Linked DNA regions of Homo sapiens: region 1 is linked to region 2. Evidence: read pairs that join two places in POLR2A ChIA-PET (ENCODE). Cell type or tissue: GM12878. All regions are shown on one strand. Each heading gives the region's core, and the rest is flanking DNA. Links, peaks and the distances in the headings are about the cores only. Region 1 overlaps ANKDD1B (ankyrin repeat and death domain containing 1B). Region 2 overlaps POLK (DNA polymerase kappa).

The links. ChIA-PET counts read pairs that join two places held together with the same protein. Peaks named below come from ENCODE experiments on the same cell type or tissue, not always from the same donor. Only the 100,000 strongest peaks of a DNase experiment are listed, where the experiment ranks them.
Region 1: POLR2A ChIA-PET joins it to region 2 with 11 read pairs; 4 of 35 experiments call an interaction of 5 or more read pairs at or near these places.

What each region holds. Positions count from the first base shown.
Region 1 is chr5:75,666,299-75,671,686 of GRCh38, reverse strand. ANKDD1B (ankyrin repeat and death domain containing 1B) reads right to left here. Exons shown (of 14, transcript NM_001276713.2): 12 at 4,694-4,895; 13 at 2,304-2,435; 14 at 1-708. The coding sequence ends at 647. Among named protein-coding and RNA genes, the nearest start is that of POC5, 48 kb to the left of the region's middle. RefSeq lists an enhancer at 4,207-4,708. In GM12878, for the core only: a CTCF peak has its summit at 3,915 (motif pointing right); a DNase peak (open chromatin) is centred at 2,496; H3K4me3 peaks cover 1,074 bases; H3K27ac peaks cover 1,498 bases.
Region 2 is chr5:75,572,907-75,578,294 of GRCh38, reverse strand. It overlaps POLK (DNA polymerase kappa), which reads right to left. Exons shown (of 15, transcript NM_016218.6): 5 at 4,426-4,557; 6 at 1,362-1,515. Among named protein-coding and RNA genes, the nearest start is that of ANKDD1B, 36 kb to the left of the region's middle. In GM12878, for the core only: no CTCF peak of the experiment used is centred there; a DNase peak (open chromatin) is centred at 2,674; H3K4me3 peaks cover 1,108 bases; H3K27ac peaks cover 2,264 bases.

The sequences.
Region 1 (5,388 bases), core at 335-5,334, 93 kb before region 2:
CTTCTGGTCTTTCCTAAGTAATATATTACACAAAATGTGTGATTTAAAGTCAACAATGACTATAAATTCCAAACCCAGTTTCTCTTACTGAAAGAGAAATAGCAGTTGATTTCCGTACTATGGGCGTGAGGCTACACAGGCATTTTCCCTTCATCTTCATTCCAACCCTATGGATTAAATAGACATCTCTCCCAGTTTATAGAGAAGGAAACTGAAGATCTAAGAACGTAAACAACATTAACATGCCCAAAGGTTCACATCTAATAAGTGGCAAAACCAAGTTCAAAACCATATTTGTCTATTATAAAAACCCTTGTTTTTTTACTGTACCATGATGCTGCTCCCATGAGTTTTTTAAAAAAACATGACATACAAAACCGTCCTAGATTATCTTATTACATGGATTACATCAAATGATTGATAGAAATGGGAAAATCACATACAACTTGCCCTCAGCAAAAAAAACTATATTTGACTTTTTAGTGGTTGAAAAGTATCATGGTATTACTCTTCTTTCATCTGTTAGAGTTCCCTGTCACCACCATCATCATAGTTGAAAATCAGTGCTACTGCTAGAAGAAATTTATGGCATTAAAAGAACTGAATGCTGAGTGGAAAATCATGTAAATACAATTTCTTTAGGCATTTATGAAACTACACATTTCTTGGAGTTTGAGTCAGTTTTGCTTTTGAAATGACGAGTCTTTTCTGGAAAAAATAAGATAACATTTATGAATACCTAAAATTTTTAAAGCACTGATTGTCTACCAGGCACTATTATTCATTAAATCCCACAACAGCCCTTTGAAGTAAACATTTTTATTTTCTTTCCTAGTTAATAAATGAGAAGGTTGTCACAGGAAGGTCATAGAACTTGCTCGAGGTTTACAACCAGTCAGTCAGCTTTGGAGTTCAAGAGTGAGCTCACACAGCCTTGCGTCAGAACACATACCCTTAGCCAGTTCAGTGGACTGCATCTTCATCTTCTCTAAGAGTTCTTATGGAACCTCTTTCATAGGAAGAATACATTTAACCCTTTTCCCATTTAGAAAAAAAAGTGCAGCTCACTGCCAGCACTTCTTCAATTTTACATAAATACGCTCTTTGAGGCTGAAGCAAATCTGATTTTCATTGTGAAAAACAAATATACAAACTTCTTGGAGTTATTTCTAAACAGAACTAACATCAGAATAGTCTGAATCATCCGAATCATCAATTTCTGAAAAATTGGATTCATGGAATGAATCTTTGGCCAACAATTGTTTGAGAACGATGTTAACATCACATATAGGAATGCTACATTTTCTAGGACTTGACATTTTCAATGATCAAGAATTTCCATATTTTGTAAATGGAAATACCACTAGTAAAACCAGAATGCTATAAGTAGAATGATATCTTTTGTTTCCAAAGTCAATATACTAGAGTGATCCAAAAATAATAATAAAAACAAGATAATTCATGGCAAAGTTTTTTCAGGGTAAATGCTGCAAGCACCACTGGTGAGTATTCTCGGGGCCAATGGGAACAGGGTAAAAGTTGAGGGAAAAACTCCAATATTATGAGATCATGTGATGGAAGGTAAGTATCCACACATTGTTCCTTGTACCTACTACTGCTGGAAACTATTGGATCAGTCGGTGTTCACTCATTTATCTTCTTGCTCCAGGTAAAACTGCTTCAGTGAAAATAATGGCAGATGTTCCTGTATTTTGCTTGAATGCTTGTTATTACATGAGAGCTACAACACCGCCTAATTTATTGATAAGTTTTTAAAGGATCTTTCCTGACAATATGGTCAGTGATTTTGGCAGACTGATTTTTAGCAATAACCTCAGGTGGCAAAGTAATAGCCTGTCTGCTCTTTTTGTTCTACCTAGAGATAACATTTTCAAATACACTAACCTGCAGTTTATCAACAGGGGTAAAATGGCATTTTGAGCAAGACAACTCTTAGTCGTGGAGAACAATCCTATAACTGTATGGGATAGTTTAGCACTTCTGCCCCACCCCACCTGCCCCCACCACACATACACATAAACAAAAACACTCCCACACTTTTTCAAATGCTGAGTAGGGGGATGACACAGAACTGCCAGGCTAATGAGTAACCAGTATTGACTGGGTCATTCCCCAAAGGAGAAGCTGCTGACAGCTTACAAGCCCCTTCCATAGTTCCATACTCCGTGTGAGCCACAGCTAACACCACGCTGGGGCTGTAGCTGGTCAGGATGATATTTCTGTAGACTGCTTCCTGAAATTTTAAGGGAGAAAGAATTTCTGTTGTTGAAACTGTCACTTACCAGCTAGTTTTGGGAAACCTGCGTGTACCAGCTCTTCATACAGTTGCTTGGCCGGGTCACCCTGAGTCATCAGGGTCCCGTGTAGCCAGATAAGCAGAGCCCTGTGGCCATGTTCACGGAAGCTTTCATTTCCTGTGCCAAGCACAAGAGGTCCGAGGTAAAACACCACGAGCTGCTATCTCTTTCCATTGTGATCTCAGTTCCAACTAAACTTTCTGAATGACTGTTTGCTTGCCTGTTCCTCTTCGAAAAAAGCCCTTCCAGTTGCCCTCGCTGTGCTGCTTTATGATGACCAGCATTTGCTTTCCCTCCAGCCTGTGCTATGCACCTGCTATGCTTGGCACACACCCAAAGGAGTGTACAAGAGAGAGGACAGCTGTGGTGCCTGCCCAGGGGGAACAATTTTAATGAAATATGCAACTTCTCATAGACCAGTGCTCTTCAAACTCACAGTGCTTATTTCACCTGGGTATCTTACTAAAATGCAAGTTTGGATTCAGTAGGTCTGGGGTAAGAATCCATGCATCTAACAAACTCCCGGGTGCTGCTGCCACTGCTGCTCCATATTCCCCACTCTGAGCAGCAAGCATGCACCATTCATTCTGCCACTCCAGTCTCAAGGAAGCTACTCTGAGGGAAGTTTGCATCCCTGGGCCAGGATTATTCATTTGATAAATACTCACTGCATATCTCAGCCTAGAGAGGTGTTGGGGGAAGTACCGGGATAGGGAGCCACAAAGCCTCTGTGGTTCCCAACAGGACTTCACTACAGGCTCCTTGCTCTGAGAGAGAGTGTGCAGGAGCAGACATGCTGTGCAAGGGAAGGGCCTGAGCTCTGCAGGGGTGAGGGAGAAGTTCACTGGACAGACTGATATGGAGAAGCGGGCATTTCAGGGAGAGGGAACTGCATACTTACAGAATGTACTCCTGGACAAGTCCTCTGTTCCTTTCCTAATCTTGCTCTTGACAAACTAATTTTTCTTAAATACCATCATGAGTCTGTCACTCCTTTGATCAAAAGCCCACAAACTCCCCAGTGCCAGTAACCTTACCCTGGATCACAATATAATTGAATTGCAAGTGTCATTGTTATTGTGCCAACTAGATTATAAACTCCATCAAACATGCATGGCTTAGAGAGCTGATGTATCTATCCCTCATCCAGCAGAAATAAACACTCCAGGCCCTCCATAAAGGTTCCATCGAAACACTTTAAAATCCCCCTTATCCTGCTGGCAAGTACTCTGAAGATACACTATATTTTCAAGTCATCTCTTTAGGTCAAGTTAGAGTTCCAGGAGGCAACTCAATTTTCCTAAAGACTTCACAGAACACTATAAGCCTAATTAATGACAAAAAAGAAATCTTAACAATAAAAAAATTTTTCTAGTTAGAAACTAGTTAGTATTCAATGTTTTCAATACATTATCTTCTATTTTTCACATGAAAATGTATCCTAAGAATGTGCAATACAAAGTCTCATAATTTACTTGTATGTGGTATAAATAGTGTGTGCTCATGGACTGTGCTTCTGCCATCCCCAGTTCCCAGCAATCCCTAATACAAATAGACCCCTGAGCAAGGACACCTTCTCGTCTTAGGATGTCCATGAGAGGGCAGTGCTCTGAATAGAAAACTTTGCCAAGAAACATGTTTGCTTCATTGTTTTCAAAGCTAATTAGTTGATTAATGCCAAGTAAACTTTCTATGTTTCCTAGGTTTTCGTCTAACCACAAAAAACAAAATTAAGGAATCTAGCTGACCTGACTTCACTAATTATGACAGTTTGAGTCCAGCTGAAATGATTCCATTGCTTGGAATCATCTAGCCAAGAAAGCCCTCTGAGTCTGTATTTGCCGTGTCGCTCATGGCACAGCCAAGTCTCCCCTAAGGCAGTGTCCTACAACAACCCTTTCTCCTACACCCACCTGCTTTAAGGAATTCCTCTTTCTGGAGCGCAGACTTAAACAGCGAGCCTATTGATTACAGAATGAACCCATTCACCCCAGGACAGTCTCAAGGAACATAGAAATCAGATTGGCTTCCCACTGACACACCAACTGTTAAATCCTTGCTTGCTTCCTTAGTGACCGTCCAGTTGGGAATCTTACTGTCTCTCTAGGCTAAATGCACATGTCTGATATGGGTCAATACACATAATCATCCTTTACAAACTTCGGTTTACTGCAGACCATGAGTGTTCACTTTCTGCAAATCTTAATGCCCAAATCACTGGTGTGGACCTAAGCTAACTGCCCCTATTCCTGGGCCCCTTGAAGACTGCAGCTTATTGTGAGTGCCACACACTTCCTTGGAAGACCTCACACCAGGAGGCACTGCTGTTCCTAACAGTGAATTCCTCCTGCCCACATCATCTAGTCTGTACTCACCCGACCACTGCTCCTCAATGGCTCTAATCTGGTCATCTGTAAAGTTCCACGAACGGGCCAGCCTCTGCCACTCATTGGCCTTCAGCTGATGGTAAGCCAGGTCCCAGAGAAGCGTGCGAATGTGTCTGGTCTCCAGACTGTGATCTTGCTTGAATGTCAGAGTAAAGCCTGTTGACGGGTCCCTGATGCTCTCATGATGCTCCTAAAGTGAAAATAATTGTATCAGAAGATTTCAGACATGTTCTACTTATTACCTTATTTCAGAGTATATATGTTTTTCAAACATAACTAGTAAGGTGGTAACCGAGACTATGTTTTCAATGCCTCCTGTCACTGGATCATATATATATTTTTTTTTTTTGCCATCCAAAATGGAAATAAATGCTTGAAATTAAAAGCTTGGGTACCGTCTGTCTGACACAGGAAATGTGAGGGATTTTGCCTATTGTGTCCCATGCTGCTTAGAACAGAGAATGAGAACAGAGAGGCTGTCTTGGCAAAGGATGTGTCACAACAACAAAACCATCTTTAATGGCCTTTGTTTGAACCCATACCCCCATTTCTTCTTTTGGGTATTTGATGTTCTCATATTGAAGCTTCGGTGAGCCCAGATTGGCTGTATCCTTAATAAGACCCCACAGCTGGTCCCTCATTCATCCTGCTCTCTGGTGAGCATAAGGAGAGTAAACTAGGAG
Region 2 (5,388 bases), core at 188-5,187:
AATCCCAGATACTTGGGAGTCTAAGGCAGGAGAACTGCTTGAACCCAGGAGGCGGAGGTTGCAGTGAGCTGAGACTGCACCACTGCACTCCAGCCTGGGCAACACAGTGAGACCCTATCTCAAAAAAAAGAAAAAAATTAGTAGAAAATGAAAACATTTACTTTAATCCCAATGTAAAGCTTTTAAAACACATCATGCAAGTAATTGTTATGGGAGGCCCTCAGGGGATGCTTTGACATAATTATTTAATGATTTTCCCCCATTCTCTTGTGAAAGTAAGGAATTAATAAAGTAAGATTTTATACAAAGTGACATCAGGCTTTATGTTCCACATCCTCAAACAATAAAGTTACACCAAATAAGGAAAACCTTTTGCTCTGTGCCTGTGTCGAGAAATGATGATTATTGTTTAATGCTCCTATAAAAAAAAAGAGAGAGCTATCCCTTAGCACTTTAAATAAGGTAATGAAGTTGTATTTGATGCCCATATTAAACTTGCATCAAATGATGTGAGTCACAAATAATGTGAGAGAGTTAGATTAATGTCATTGTGGATCTACCATTTTTGCTTCAGGGAAAGTTACAAACAGGTCTCCCCAGCACTGCCTGGCCCGTCTGAAGCAATGAGTGGTGCACATGAAATGTTCCTGTGGGTTGTGAGCAAACCCTTCTGTGTCACTTTTTCATCCAGGTGAACTTTGTTCAGGGGTCCAGGACATCTCAGACATAATCATACCTTTGACAAAATGTTGAAAGCAGTATGTGTAATATCTGCATGTTTCTTGGCATTGCTTTTGGATAGGTCATAAAGGGATTATTTTTTTAAAAAAACCCTGGAGTCTTGAAATTATAAAGTCTAAGGCAAAGAAGGGAGTGGGAAGTCATTAATTTTGGCAGAGCTAAAAACAGTCATAATTGCTATAATAATTAGATTATAGAAAATTAGGAAAATGAAGAAAAATAGAATCATCCAATGTTTTGATATGTTTGAGGCTAGTCTTTTCTAACAACAAGAAAAGGCCGCTTTAAACAGACAACTTCCTCAGCTTCAATGCCATCCAAACTCTTTGTTAGTTAGACCTTAGGAAAATAACTGCTATAAAATTACTTTGTTCAGGGACTCTGCAGACTCTTAAGCTCAGAGATTTAACAATCACATTTTGTTTATATGTGATATTCCACATGTTTAACTCAGAAAACCCACTGGTATTTTTAAAATTTTCTGATTTTACATTTTTATAAAGGTACATATCTATCCCTTCTACCTATGCAGGCTAATAAATTAATTGGATTAATTCAAAGAGTTGTGGGTTTTTTTTTTTCACTGCTTCTTGGTTTGATAGTCTTAATAAGTTGCTTACCATTTTCTACAGAGCTTCCCATTTTGATGAAATACCTTCTTTTATCCTCAGGCCAATTTTGTCTTTCTTCTAAGTGCTTTGTTATATTCAAGTAGGCTTCATCAAGACTCATGGCCATAAAATTGGGATCATAATCAGCAAGTATTTCCTTAACCTTCAAAGGAAACAAAAAAAAGTTTAAATTTTGCTGTGATAGCAAACTTCTTCTGTCATATGTAGCTGATAAGAAATGTTAATATTCTTAGTTTGCAACTACAGTAACAATCCTGCAGTCAATAGTTCATGGATTTAAGGAATAAATAATCCACTACCAGGGAATATTTTCAAAATTTCCTTTTGTATTAAAATAGACCATGAAGGCAGAAGACCATAAAATAGCTTCATTTGATACAATCTCTATTTAGCTACCTATATCTAGTTATAATAAGCAATTCAAATAAATCTCAGAAAACATTATCTGGTAGGCCCATACAAAAAAATGGTTAAGGTTTTAGGTAGCTCGTCAGAAGCTGAAGTGGGAATGATAGGATTCTATTCCCTCCTGCCTTTTGTGATTTATTGTTTTTGGTTCATTTTAAAAAGGAATAATCTTATATAAAGGTACTATGTTGCTTTAGAAAATATTCCAATTAATTATAACATGCACATAAAAGTCCACTTAACATTAATTAATGCATTAATCCATACAGGAAAAGGAATGTTTTCTATTTCCTATTACTTATTAAGATCTGGAATGGAAAAAAATGACAATCTATAGTGTACTCCATGATTACCTTAAATGATGGGGAAAAGTCTGGAGTAACATCTTAGGATAAAAGAAATACATATAAAGATTAGAATTATAGTGGCTTTTAATTCAGAAATGCCTTTTATATAACATAGTGTTACTACATAAAACTATGACTTTTTTTTCTAACCACTTAAGTATTAGCTATAATTAGAGGCAATGGTTGTCAAAATAATATGCATATTTTCCAGCTTGGGTGACAGAGTGAGACCCTGCCTCAAAAAAAATTTATATTAGAAAACATATTTGCTGAATTACGTTAAGCTTCCATTTAGCTTTTAAAACTGTCTACTGTATCATGAGAAAACTGTTTCTTCTTTTATAAAAACAAAGGTTTTTAGCTTAATATAATTATGAACAGCTGAGTCAAAGGGAATTTTAGAAAATGGTGATATAAACTTGGCCAAGTTTTACTCAGAGAGTGCCTTAATTAGCTTTGTTCTTGTTATAATGTGCTCAAATAGAATCTTTCCAATGAAAATGAAACTCTGTGAAGTCTGTAACTGGCAGCCAACTAAGATTCTGAATGAGAAGTACTCCCTAGAGACACTGTTGAGTATTTATTAACTTCCTTTACATAGGATATTGCTGTAAGAATTAAAAGAGACGTTCCAGTAAAAATCAAGCACTTAAAGCTCCAATATTTTGGATAAAACAAAAATGGCTAACTGGGCATGATGGCTCATGCCTGTAATCCCAGCACTTTGGGAGGCCTGGGCAGGATAATTTTTTGAGGCCAGGAGTTTAAGCCTAGCCTGAGCAACATAGGAAAACCCTATCTCTGCAAAAAAATTTTAAAATTAGGTGGGTGTGGTGATGCATGCCTGTCAATCTAGCTACTCAGGAGGCTGAGGCCAGAGGATTGCTTAACTCAAGAGTTTAAGGTTATAGTGAGGTATGATCGAGTCACGGCACTCCAGCCTGGGCTATGGGGTGAGACCCTGTGTCAAAAAAAACGGGAGGGCTTTTTCTTAAATTTTCTAACCAAGTCATGAATATTTATGTATCCATAGGCAGTGATGAATTTGTTCTACAGTTCATTTACACAGAAGAACTCATTTGTTATCTGCATATAAACTAGCTAGATCCGGCTCAAATTTGAAGAGTTCTCTGACTTACATAAATAACCAGACTAAAATAACTAAAAACACTTTGGTTTTCACTGGCATACTGCCAGAAGTTTTGCTGAGTTAAAGTACGACTTTAAAAAATACCTTTTCTTACTAAACTTTTGTAGGATTTTTAAAACTTCTTAAAAGGCTATATTTATGATTAGTATTTTATCTCTTTTTAATTAGGAATACAATGAAAGAGATAAGCAGTAACCAAATGTAAGTGTGCTCCCCTCTCCTCCACCACCTTTTCAGAGGTATGCAAAAAGCACTTGCTGTCACAGACTGCCTTGGACAGAAAAAAAACAAACAAACCTGTGTTTAAACTTGGAATAGTGTCACTTCTAGGGAAAATGAGGTGGAATACAAATAAGAGGGGTGAATTTAAAGACCCCTGGTATAACTAAAGAGTAATAAGTATTAGGTCACAGTTTTTTTAAGTGTTTCCATTCAGGCAGCAGTCTTAAACACATTTTACTATAGCAGTCTAAAAGTATTTGATGTAGTAGTCTAAAATTTTAATTCAAAAATTAAATTCCAGCACTGCATGATAGACCAGTTGTCATAAAAAATAGAAAAAATGGCGGTTTTCACATATGACAGTTTGGCAATTTTAGTAAATAATCAAATCTACTTCAAAGATCCTTTTTGAAGCAATGGATTACTCCCTTTTCAATTATCAGTCTCTTAGACAGCAAATGATTATGGGGCAAGTAAAGTAGGCTAATCAAAATACATGAATTTTGTCACTGTTTAACAACATTAATAAGTAATTATTCAGACAATAGGTTGAAATTAATGATGAGTAGATTCTGTAAGTTATAAATAAAATGTGGTTCTAGAAAAAATGTATATTGTACATTAAGAAAAAATAGCTAAATTTAATTTTATATTATCATTAAGGCAGTTCAAAGTTTGAGGAAATGGGAAGTTTTCTAAGCAAATGAAAACTGCATGGAAAGGCAAAGAATTGGGAAAAAGAATGATGTATTCTGGATGCTATATGCAGCTCAGTATTCAATATACAAGCTGAAGAAGTGATAGGAGGCTCAACTGAAAGGATAAGCTAAGACCAAATCCTACGTGCTAAGGCACTTGGACTTGAGATTCTGTAGGTGACAGGAACTCAGTGAAAGCCTAAAGTAGGGGTGAGACATTAACTTACCTCTTTACTCACAGCTCGGTATTTGTCAAAGTTGGGGGGCACTATTATAAGTTGTGGGCACAGCCTCTTAGCAATAAATCCTGGCATGGCTGCACGAACACCAAATCTCCTTGCATGGTAATTTGAAGTAGACTGAAAGAAAATTGACCACATGGAAAAAAATACACAAACCTAAATGGACATATTGATCAATGCATTCATAAGAAACACATTAATATGTGCATTTTCAATTCAAGGACATTTCATTTATAGGCCAGTTTTTTGTTTTTGTTTTTGTTGTTTTCCAAAAATAGAATGTATTAAGCATTGTTTTTTATTAATGACTCAAGGTCATCATTCTATCATATATTTTTTTAATTATACTTTAAGTTTTAAGGTACATGTGCACAACGTGCAAGTTAGTTACATATGTATACATGTGCCATGTTGGTGTGCTGCACCCATTAACTCGTCATTTAATATTAGGTATATCTCCTAATGCTATCCCTCCCCCTTCCCCCCACCACACAACAATCCCCAGAGTGTGATATTCCCCTTCCTGTGTCCACGTGTTCTCGTTGTTCAATTCTCATCTATGAGTGAGAACATGTGGTGTTTGGTTTTTTGTCCTTGCAATAGTTTGCTGAGAACGATGGTTTCCAGCTTCATCCATGTCCCTAAAAAGGACATGAACTCATCATTTTTTATGGCTGCATAGTATTCCATGGTGTATATGTGCCACATTTTCTTAATCCAGTCTATCATTGTTGGACATTTGGGTTGGTTCCAAGTCTTTGCTATTGTGAATAGTGCCGCAATAAACATATGTGTGCATGTGTCTTTACAGCAGCATGATTTATAATCCTTTGGGTATATACCCAGTAATGGGATGGCTGGGTCAAATGGTGTTTCTAGTTCTAGATCCCTGAGGAATCGCCACACTAACTTCCACAATGGTTGAACTAGTTTACAGTCCTACCAACA